Linked DNA regions of Homo sapiens: region 1 is linked to region 2. A link is an interaction called in ENCODE POLR2A ChIA-PET data of the cell type or tissue named here. Cell type or tissue: A673. All regions are shown on one strand. Each heading gives the region's core, and the rest is flanking DNA. Links, peaks and the distances in the headings are about the cores only. Region 1 overlaps CDK14 (cyclin dependent kinase 14). Region 2 overlaps CDK14 (cyclin dependent kinase 14).

Evidence for each region. Peaks named below come from ENCODE experiments on the same cell type or tissue, not always from the same donor. Only the 100,000 strongest peaks of a DNase experiment are listed, where the experiment ranks them.
Region 1: POLR2A ChIA-PET joins it to region 2 with 6 read pairs; 3 of 35 experiments call an interaction of 5 or more read pairs at or near these places.

The regions. Positions count from the first base shown.
Region 1 is chr7:90,694,113-90,699,495 of GRCh38, reverse strand. The region is part of intron 2 of CDK14 (cyclin dependent kinase 14); the gene reads right to left. Among named protein-coding and RNA genes, the nearest start is that of CDK14, 100 kb to the right of the region's middle. In A673, for the core only: no CTCF peak of the experiment used is centred there; no DNase peak of the experiment used is centred there.
Region 2 is chr7:90,775,629-90,781,011 of GRCh38, reverse strand. All of the region lies in intron 4 of CDK14 (cyclin dependent kinase 14), which reads right to left. Among named protein-coding and RNA genes, the nearest start is that of CDK14, 180 kb to the right of the region's middle. RefSeq lists an enhancer at 3,841-3,900. In A673, for the core only: no CTCF peak of the experiment used is centred there; a DNase peak (open chromatin) is centred at 2,301; H3K27ac peaks cover 4,168 bases.

The sequences.
Region 1 (5,383 bases), core at 236-5,235, 81 kb after region 2:
TGATCCAAGCCTTGGGCAAGGTACCAATCTTATGGGAATACTTAGAATAGTTCCTATACCTAAGAGGGTTGCTGCAGGGCTAAATGATGTACAAACTACTTAGAATAGTGTTCAGTAAAGCAAGCGTTATTGCAATCCAGTGATAAGCATAATGTATGTTTAAGTGTGATCAGGCACTAAGCTGTTAGGAACCACAGACTCCCATCCTGGGTCCTGTACTTCTGCAGGAGGGCTTGTACTTGTCTTGGTTCTCTTGGTTCAGATCAGTCTGGCACTTTCTTCTGTATCAGCCATGGGCTGTCAGACTCATTTTCTCAGTCACTCCTTAATTTTATCAGTTCCTGTCAATTCTTCTCCAGTATTCCTGTTTCTATTGACTTTGCAATTTGCTTTTGCACTATTCCATAAAAATCAAACACTTTTTAAACAGCCATAGGGAGCTACCCTACAGGCCTTCTTGATATTTCCTTTGACTAAAGGTGAAAGGAGCTATTTATAGTTTATAAAAGTTTTAATGAAAAAGTTCAGTGCACAGTCTCTTCTCTCTCTGTGGATTTTCTTCCTTTCTCACTGTCATATTTCCCCTTGTAACTACAAAGCTGCAGGGTAAGAGTCGAGAGAGAACTGAGAACCCATGGTTACATAATGAAGTATCAAAGATAAGGTTTACCAAACAGATTAGAAAGGTGACAAGAGTTTTTACCACCATCAGCACACACGAGGAAAATTTAGTGAGTAGCAAATGCTAGAAGAGGGGAACACTCATCAAGAGTCAATTTTGCCAAAGCAAGCAAATAACTCTTCAAATAAAGAGTTGGCAGGCATACATTTCCAAAAAAATTGGGGGTGTTGTAAGATAATTGATGCCAATCAGGAAGCAGGAATCTGTCTTCTGAAATTTTACTAAACAAAATGTCCTATCTGATCAAAGGAGGAATAAAATTATGAGGCATCATCTTTCAAAATATACACAAATAATTGGTTTTCTTATTAAAATTTGGTGACTCACCCATGATGCATATTATCTATGTATGAAGAATCTATCCACATGTTAAATACCAGTCAGAAAAACCCACCACCATTCTGCTCTTCCTTTCATTTACAAAAGTATTTTCCCTCTTTGTGGAGTAGCATAAAGTGTCACAACCAAGAAACTGTATTTTAATAGTAGATAATGTAATTTATAGGTAGAATTCATTATTGTGCTATCATTGCAATTAGCAGGAAATTAAAATGAGCATGTAAACACTTATAAAATGTAGTACCAGAACAGTATAATTTTAAGTAGAATTAATCCTACCTATCAGAACAAACATCAAGTAAAACATCAAGTAGCACGAATCAGCTAATTTTCTTTAAGTACTTTTTTTAATTGACATACCCATGCAACACTTTTTTTCTTTTTCTTTTTTTTTTTTTTTTTTTTTTGAGACAGAGTCTTGCTCTGTCACCCAGGCTGGAGTGCAGTGACGTGATCTCAGCTCACTGAAAGCTCCACCTCCTGGGTTCACACCATTCTCCTGCCTCAGCCTCCCAAGTAGCTGGGAATACAGGCGCCCGCCACCATGCCCAGCTAATTTTTTGTATTTTTCGTAGAGATGGGGTTTCACCGTGTTAGCCAGGATGGTCTGGATCTCCTGACCTCGTGATCCACCTGCCTCAGCCTCCCAAAGTGCTGGGATTACAGGTGTGAGCCACCGTGCCCGGCCGCAACACTTTTTTTTAAGTGGAAGGAATTACTTGGAAAAGTTATTTGATTCTTTTAATACTATTTAGATATTCTACAAGAATTAGAGTAACAGAACTTTCACCAATTTTGTTTCAGACATATAATTGTGTAAAATTTTTATTCTGAAATTACTTCTAGGTTTATAGAAAATCTCACATGGGGCAGTTCAGCTCCATATAATTCAAAGGCACTATGTAACATCCGAAAAGCTAAAGGAAGAAAGCACATTGTAACTGCACTGAAATCTGATGCTTTATAAAACGATTTTTTAGGCCAAATACAGTAGCTCGCACCTGTAATCCCAACACTTTGGGAGGCCAAGGCAGGAGAACTGCTTGAGGACAGGAGTTCAAGACAAGGCTGGCCAACACAGCAAGACCCCATCTCTACAAAAATAAAGATTTTTTTTTAGCACCACAATGCAAAAAGTGCTATCTCGTTCAATGACAATTTTCTCATGTTATAGCGACTGTAGATATTAAAGCTAAGAATTTCCTCAGGTAAGTCATGTCTTCTTTTTAACAAAGAAGAAAAGGGGAATAAAACTATCATTATTTCCAAAGTTGTCTCCTACTTTAAATCTACCTTGATTCTGAACCGCTCTCAGCTGCTACTCCATTTCTCTGTTCCTCTTCATATCAAAATTCCTCAAAAAGAGGAGTTGATCCCAACTGGTTCCACTTCCTCAGTCCATTCATTCTTAAACCCATTTTAATCAGATTTCTATCCTCTCCACTCCACTAAAGGTCAGCAAGCCTCCTCAATGGCAATACCAGTGGGCAATTCCCAGACCTCATCTGAACCTCTCAGCAGCATCTGACACAATTGATCACCTCCTCCTTCCTGAAACTCTTTCTTCACTTTGACTCCAAATACCACACTCCCGTAGTTTTCCTCCTACTTCACTGGCTCTGCCTCCTCAGAATCCTTTGCTGGACACTCTTCCCTTCCCAACCTATAAAGACATGTGTCCCAGGATGGGGACCTTGGGCCTCTTGCCATCTCTGCCTACACTCCCTCTTTAGGTGACTCCTATCCTAACCTCTTCCTTAAGTACCGTCAGTAAACTGAGGGTTCCCAATTTTGTATTTCCAGGTCCTACCTTTCCCTCATCCTCAGACTCACATATCCAAATACTTATGTGACAAATCCTTTAGGATACATAATAGGAATCTTAAACTTAAGCTGTACAAAACGGCTGAGGTGGGCGGATCACTTGAGGCCAGGAGTTTGACAGAAGCCTGGCCAAAATACAAAAATTAACCAGGCATGGTGGTGCATGCCTGTAATCCCAGCTACTCGGGAGGCTGAGGCACAAGAATCACTTGAACCCGGGAGGCGGAGGTTGCAGTGAGCTGAGGTTGTGCCATTGCAATCCAGCCTGGGCAACAGAGCCAGTCTCTGTCTCAAAAAAAAAAAAAAAAAAAAAAGAAGAAGAAGTACAAAACCAAATCAAATTCCTGATTCCATAACCTCTCAAAAACCTTGCTCCTCCTTCCGATATTCCCCCATCTCAATATGAGCCTACCTTTACATCACTCAAATTTCTCTAGTGAAAAACTTCAGAATCCTTGATTGTACTCTGCTACCCTATATCCACTCCAACAAGCTAGTTCCCTTGGCTCTCCTTTCAGAACATACTTAAATCCCACTACTTCTCAGCAGCTCCACTGCTCCCATCCTAATACAGGCGACCAACACATCTCACCTAGGTGATGACCACAGCCTCCTAACTGGTCTTTCTGCAGCTATTCTCACATTCTTCTTCCCGATGCAGTCTACATTCTACACAACAGGCAGGGTTTTTTTAATTATCACCATCCTGCTCAAAAGCTCAAAGAGCTTCTGACTTGGAGTAAATTGCTACACCCCAACCAGGACCAGCAAGGTACGACCTCTCTGACCTTCTCCCCCAGACCCTTTGCTCATTCCACTCCAGCCACCATGAACTCCTTCCTGTTCCTTAAGAACACTAAGCCGTCTATACTCAAGGCTGTTGCACCCTCCTCCTGAAACATTCTTCCTCCAGATATTCCCATGGTTTGCTCCCTCCCTTCTTTCACATCTACACTCACATGTCACCTTCTCAGAAATGCCTTCCCTGACCATTTATCAACACCCACCTCCCATCCGTTTTTCCCCTTTCCTTGCTTTTGTTTATATTCCTCAGAAATTCAGCCTGGTCATATCCGTTTATTATCTGCCTGCCATCCCCACTTGTGTAAAAGTTCCTTGGTGGCAGAGATTTGTCTATTTTGCTCAATCTCAAATCTCCAGGGCCAAGAACTGTGCCTGGTAAATAGTAGACGCTCAGTAAACATTTGTTGAATGAATATATGAGTAAGTCATTTCTATACTCTTACCCATTGTTACCAAGGTAGAGAATATACATTTCAATTGTTTATTACTTTTAATACACATGGTATGACGCCAAAGAAACCATTAAATATTTTTCAAGTTATATTTTTAGGACCTCATAATGTCAGGGGATTTCAAGGCAGAAAGAGCAGCCTGAGCAAATAAATGAGGTAGAAAATATTACAACATATTTAAAGGAATACAGAAAATTCCCTACAAGAAATCTGGGGAAAGTGGGGGACAAGGAAGGAGCACAGGTGAAAGATGAAGTGTAGATAAGGCTGAAAGCAAGACAAAGGGCAATCATGAAGGGTCCTGTGTGCCCGCCTGAGTTGAGTGTCATCTTGTAGGCAACAGGGTGTCATAAGCAGGGAAACAGCAATCAAAATTTCTTTTGGGAAGAATTATTCTGATCACATAAGATTATATAACTCACATATCATGTCTGGTCTTAGTTGAAGTAGCAGCTTAGCTGTTCCAGATCCACACACAGATAAGATATATAAGCATACAAGTCTTAAATGATTTTTAATCCCTTATCATTCACACCTAAAAGGCATTCATAGTTTCTTGCTCACAAACCTTCACCTGATCCATTTTCCCATGAAATATTTTCTCAGCATGTTCTCATTTGAATATTTTCAATTTTTAATCAATTAACTCTTCAGTTTAAGAACACTTACATGACAGTCCTTAATTAATGCACACAAATTCCTATGCATGCAGTTTATCAGTTAACTTATAATATTAAATGTTAATACTACATTGAATGGTAAAATATTCAAAAAGAAAATTCAATTATAGTTATTTTAATTAGTAAAAATCTGGTATCTGATTATTAAGATACCAAAATATTTTATCCAATACAAACTTCAAATTAAAGTAAAATAAAGTTCAGTTGGTCTAGACAAGGGGCATATTAAAAGTCCTGTATTTTTATGGTTAAAAAATAGGCTTGATTTCAATACCTAATATTTACTACTGTAAAGAAGTTTAATATCAAATACATATTGTCAGTTTACTACGTTTAATTTGTAATCAAACGACATTCAATTCAAGTTAAATGGGTATGTTTTAACTGTTTTTTTAAAATCCTTATTTGCCTTCTATTCCTCTTTGCTGCTTCTGTTTCCTTAGTATTTATAATGTAATCATTACTTTTTCCTCTTAACCTTAGAGATTACTCTTAACATCTTATTTGATAGTTATTCCATCTTTGACTGCTTCACAAAATCATATAATGAACACCTACACATCAGGCACAGTGCCAAGCCCTAAGGCACAAAGATAATAAAA
Region 2 (5,383 bases), core at 277-5,276:
ACTGTAAACTAGTTCAACCATTGTGGAAGTCAGTGTGGCGATTCCTCAGGGATCTAGAACTAGAAATACCATTTGACCCAGCCATCCCATTACTGGGTATATACCCAAAGGATTATAAATCATGCTACTATAAAGACACATGCACACGTATGTTTATTGCGGCACTATTCACAATAGCAAAGACTTGGAACCAACCCAAATGTCCAACAATGATAGACTGGATTAAGAAAATGTGGCACATATACACCATGGAATACTATGGAGCCATATAAAATGATGAGTTCATGTTCTTTGTAGGGACATGGATGAAATTGGAAATCATCATTCTCATTAACTATCGCAAGAACAAAAAACCAAACACCGTATTGAACAATGAGAACACATGGACACAGGAAGGGGAACATCACACTCTGGGGAATGTTGTGGGGTGGGGGGAGGGGGGAGGGATAGCTTTAGGAGATATACCTAATACTAAATGACGAGTTAATGGGTGCAGCATACCAACATGGCACATGTATACATATGTAACTAACCTGCACATTGTGCACATGTACCCTAAAACTTAAAGTATAATAATAATAAAATAAAATAAAAATAAAAATAAATAAATAAATTTATAAGTTTTAAAATGAAATAAAAAACCTAATTGGTCATTTTGGAGGGTATTACAGAATCATTTCATTACTTTAAAACTTTCTAAATACAGAATATATCAAACATTTTCCTTCCCTTTCATACCCTTTCATATACACTGTACCTCAGTATAATTAAATATTGTAGTTGATTTGAGGAAGTTTCTCTATAGATGCACTGCATGTAACAAATGAAGACGGAAAGACAGAATTTGAATATCACCATTTTGCTAACCATAATCACTTAGTAGATTATCAACAGTTAGATTCTGACCAAGTCTAAATCTAACTACTTATTTAAAAGGCATAAGGGAACAAGTTAAATAACACCATTAGGAAACAATAAGGAAAATCCAGACTTCTAAAGCTCTATAGGAGAAATTAATCTGTTTCTTCAACAAATCAACTTCAAGGGGAAAAAAGGCATGGTAGGGGTAACCCATGGACTAAAAGATTGACATGTAACTGCAATTCATTGCAATGTATAGACTCAATTTTTCTGGATTCAAACAAAGTGTATTTTAATACTGTATAGTTGATATTAAGGAACATTTAACTTTTTACATGTTATCATATAGTATTGTCATGTGTTTTAAAACACAATGCTTATCTTTCAAAAAATAAATCTAATATAAAGTAATATAAGGTCCGGGGTTTTCTTTCAAAATAATTGCAGGGAATGAATATAGATGAAATATGATCAGTCATGAGTTGCCCATGTTTGAAGATGGGTGATGGCTTCATGGAAGTTTATGACTATGCTCTCTACTAGTTATTTTCTATAATAAGTTCTTTTTTAAAGAATACAATATGCATTGGTATAAATGTGATAAGGGAAAATCTCAGCACGCTATATAAAAGAAATAGGGAGGCTGGGGCAGGAAGATCACTTCTGACCAGGGGTTTGAGACATGCCTGGGCCACACAGCAAAATCCCTTCTCCCTACAAAAATTTAAAAAATAGTTGAGCATGGTGGCACGTGCCTGTAGTCCCAGCTACTTAGGATGCTGAGGTCGGGGAACCACTAGAGCCCAAGAGTTCAAGGTTATAGCAAGCTATGATTGTACCACGCACTTCAGCCTAGGCAACACAGCATGCACATCTTTTTATATTTTTTTCTTTTTTTGAGACGGAGTCTCACCCTGTTGCCCAGGCTGGAGTACAATGGCGCAATCTCGGCTCACTGCAACCTCTGCCTCCTGGGTTCAAGCAATTCTCCTGCCTCAGCCTCCCGAGTAACTGAGATTACAGGTATGCACCACCACGCCCAGCTAATTTTTTGTATCTGTAGTAGAGACGGGGTTTCACCATGTTGGCCAGGCTGGTCTCGAACACCTGAACTCACTATGATCCACCCCTCGGCCTACCAAAGTGCTGGGATTACAGACGTGAGCCACCGTGTCCAGTTGCCCATGTCTTAAAAAAGAGAAAAGAAGAGAGAAAGAAAAGAAAGAGAGAAAAGAGAGAGGAGAGAGAAAAGAAGGAAGGAAGGAAGGAAGGAAGGAAGGAAGGAAGGAAGGAAGGAAGGAAGGTCGGTCAATTTTTACATTCCACAGGAAAGGATTAAGCTGAAAAAAGGAAGATAAAAGAATAAACCAAGAACATTCCAGGCAGATGGAACAACCTGCACAAAAGCTCAGAGGGTGAGAATGTGATGTGTTAAACAAAAATAAAGAAGAGAAGGAGGAAGGGAAAGAAAAAATGGGGGAAGAAGGATAGAGCTAGTGAGGTGTGGGTGGAAGAGCTAGAGAGGACAGGAGCCAGATCACGAAGGGCCTTCTGGGCTGCATAAAGGACTGATACAAAAAACACTGAAAGATCTTAAGAAGGGTAACAGCATGATTAACTTCTGTGTCTGCAGCTCACTCGCTATGGTGTGGAGAATTCCTGCAGGAGCACACAGTGGGAGCCGGAAGGGCAGTCAGAAAGCTGTTGTGGGGCTCTGGGTGAAACTTGGTGGCTATTCTCACCAGGGTACTGGTAAGAGCAATGGGAAAAAAGGAAAATGGTATTTTGAAGACAGAACAAACAGGCTGTTAGGATAAACTGAATTGGGATACGGAAATTATAAAGGATGACTCCATTACTTCCTGATTTTAGCATCTAAGTGGATGTAGGTATCATTTACTGAAATGAGTGAAATTAAAGGATGAAAGATTTAGACAAAATGTATCAAGAGTTCTGTTTGGGAAAAAGATCTTAGTCTGGGAACATCCAACTGGAGACATAAAGGAAGCATTGGTATTTATGAGTCTGGATCTCAGTAGAAAAATCTAGGCCAGACATATAAATTTATGAGTTACTTGGGGGACTGCAAGAGACAGCCAGTTTTCTGTTAAAGCAGAAGTAAACACTCAGAGAAGAGGTAGAAAATATGTAGGAATTTCCTGATCAGAGAATGATGTTCTATATCTAGAACACATGGAAAGAGCCTAAAGGATGGAGGAAAGGGACAGTGTGGGGCACACATTAAGAAACATGATACTTGCAAATGGTTAAAAACAAAAGGGAAGAAGAAATATGAGGGTGCAGTCTGAGGCATAGTGGATGATCAGGGAGTTTTTTTACTTTGGATAGTGCCTGGGATATGACACAGTGATGTGAGGCACAGAGGATTCCATCCTGGCAGTCTCTTGGAAGCAGTGGAATAGAGGCTACTGTTTTGGCTGCTGCTCGGCACAGCTGCCCCTATGTGCACTAGGCAAAGCATGGAGAGGGATGGGCCGAGCTTTTGCAGCTGCACAGATGACAAGGTACAGGTCCTCAACCTTGGCTACATATCAGAATCACCAGAGGAGATTTGAAACAACAATGCCTAGCTCTGCCCCTGATTTAACTGGTGTGGGGTAAAGTCCTAGCATCTGTATTTGTAAAAACACCCGCAGTGATTCTAACGTGCAACCAGGACTGAAAATCATTGTGTTAAACCTTCAGGTTCCAACACCAGCTTCTCACTGCCTCTCTTCCTTTGCCTGGTCTCTCCAAAACTGAAGTCGCCTTTTTACTATAAACATTCAAAAGTTTTTCAACTATTTTGAGTGTCCTCATAGTTGAAAGCTCAGTGGTAAACAAATGAGCCAAGTCCTTACCACGTAAAAGAGATACTGAAACAGCACCTTACTGGAAAACTTACTACTCTCAGGTATAGCTGAACAGCCTGTTTTAGATCCACCACCAGCAACAGCACATCATCCAACTGCCTATGATCCTCTTATCTACCAGAACATAACTGGGAACATTTAGCAACATTTTTAAAATAAGCAGATATATAATAGCTACAGTGTTCTGCAAGTCTACTAGCTTAAAAATCTGATCCAAACAAGGAATTAAGGTTATTTAAGTATGACTTTTTTTTTTTTTTTAACTAACTTCGTGTCACTATTTTGCTTTCTAATTGTTGAGAAACCATCGGAACAGTATTTTCATTAGAGAAGGGGGAACAAGAAGAGCGTGCAAGGGGAATGTCACACCATTTCCTTCGGTTCTGGTTCATAGATTTATCGTCTTCTGTAAAGGTTTGGACATCTCAAGACTGCTAATGCCTCTCCAATTTTTCATAGATCCTCAAAGATCACGGACAGTGATGAAACAGTTTCAACTCCAAATTTCTTTAAAATTCTGTGCAACAGTCATCTCAAGTCTTCAATCAGAACTCCAAAGAGAACCAAAGTACTATCAAATGTCCTAAGACATTTGTTAATTTAATTCACATCTACATTTGTTCTGCACTTTCATGCCTGAAACTAACTCTCCCTGGAAACAATGATATCAGGAGGTGAGTGCTTGCACTTCTTCTGTGACCTTTCTATCCCCATGACCCCTGTGTGTGTGAACTTTAAAGCCGAGCTCACACTCGGTTTCTAATTCTTCCACTTCTCTCATTGAGATGACTTGTGCTTATCTGCTTTGATGTTTGATTGTTCGGTTTTGAGAGACTTTAATCATCCATTTTAATACATTAACCTTCTGGAGTTTTAGGGCTATGGGTTGTATACTTCTCAGGACTTTGAAGAGAAATACTTCCTAGATGCAAGGAATTGTTCCAGGTGGAGCAAGAAATAACATGCATACAGCCCTTGAGGAGATTACCAGCTAACAGAGAAGACAGGAAAGTACCAAGCAACCAAAATGAATGATGAAAGAAGGAAAAATTCTAAACAAAAGTAAGGCAAAGTTATCAAGGACCAGGAATGGAAGAACTCCAAACACATCAAAAGAAGGCAAAGCACAGGAAAAATCTCCAAGTCATCCACAGAGGTAAAAAGTAGTTGTTTACACATACTCTTGAAATTACTAGAGAAGGGCCGTGTTTGATGAGATGGGATAGTTTCATAAAAAATAAGTAAATGTAGATCCTTATGAGTTTTTCAGATTGATTTTTCACACATACTGAGATTTGAAACCTACTATGTTAATTAGTTCTCTATGAGTTTTTATACATAAACATAATACCCACATGTACCATATAATGCCACATGTACCATATAATACCCACATACACTGAAAACTATGAAGAAAGGAATTCTGTGAAGGCAAACAAACACCAAATAACAAAAACTAAGAAGGAAGAAAAGGGGAAGGAGGAAGCCAGGTAGGAGAAGGGTGGGGGGGAGAAAGAGGAGGAGGAAGAGGAGAAGGAGAAGAGGAGGAGAGGAGAGGAGGAGGAGAAGGAAAAGGAGAGGAGGAGGAGAAGGAAAATGAGAAGAGGAGGAGGAGAAAGGGGGAGGGGAAGGGGGAGGGGAAGGGGGAG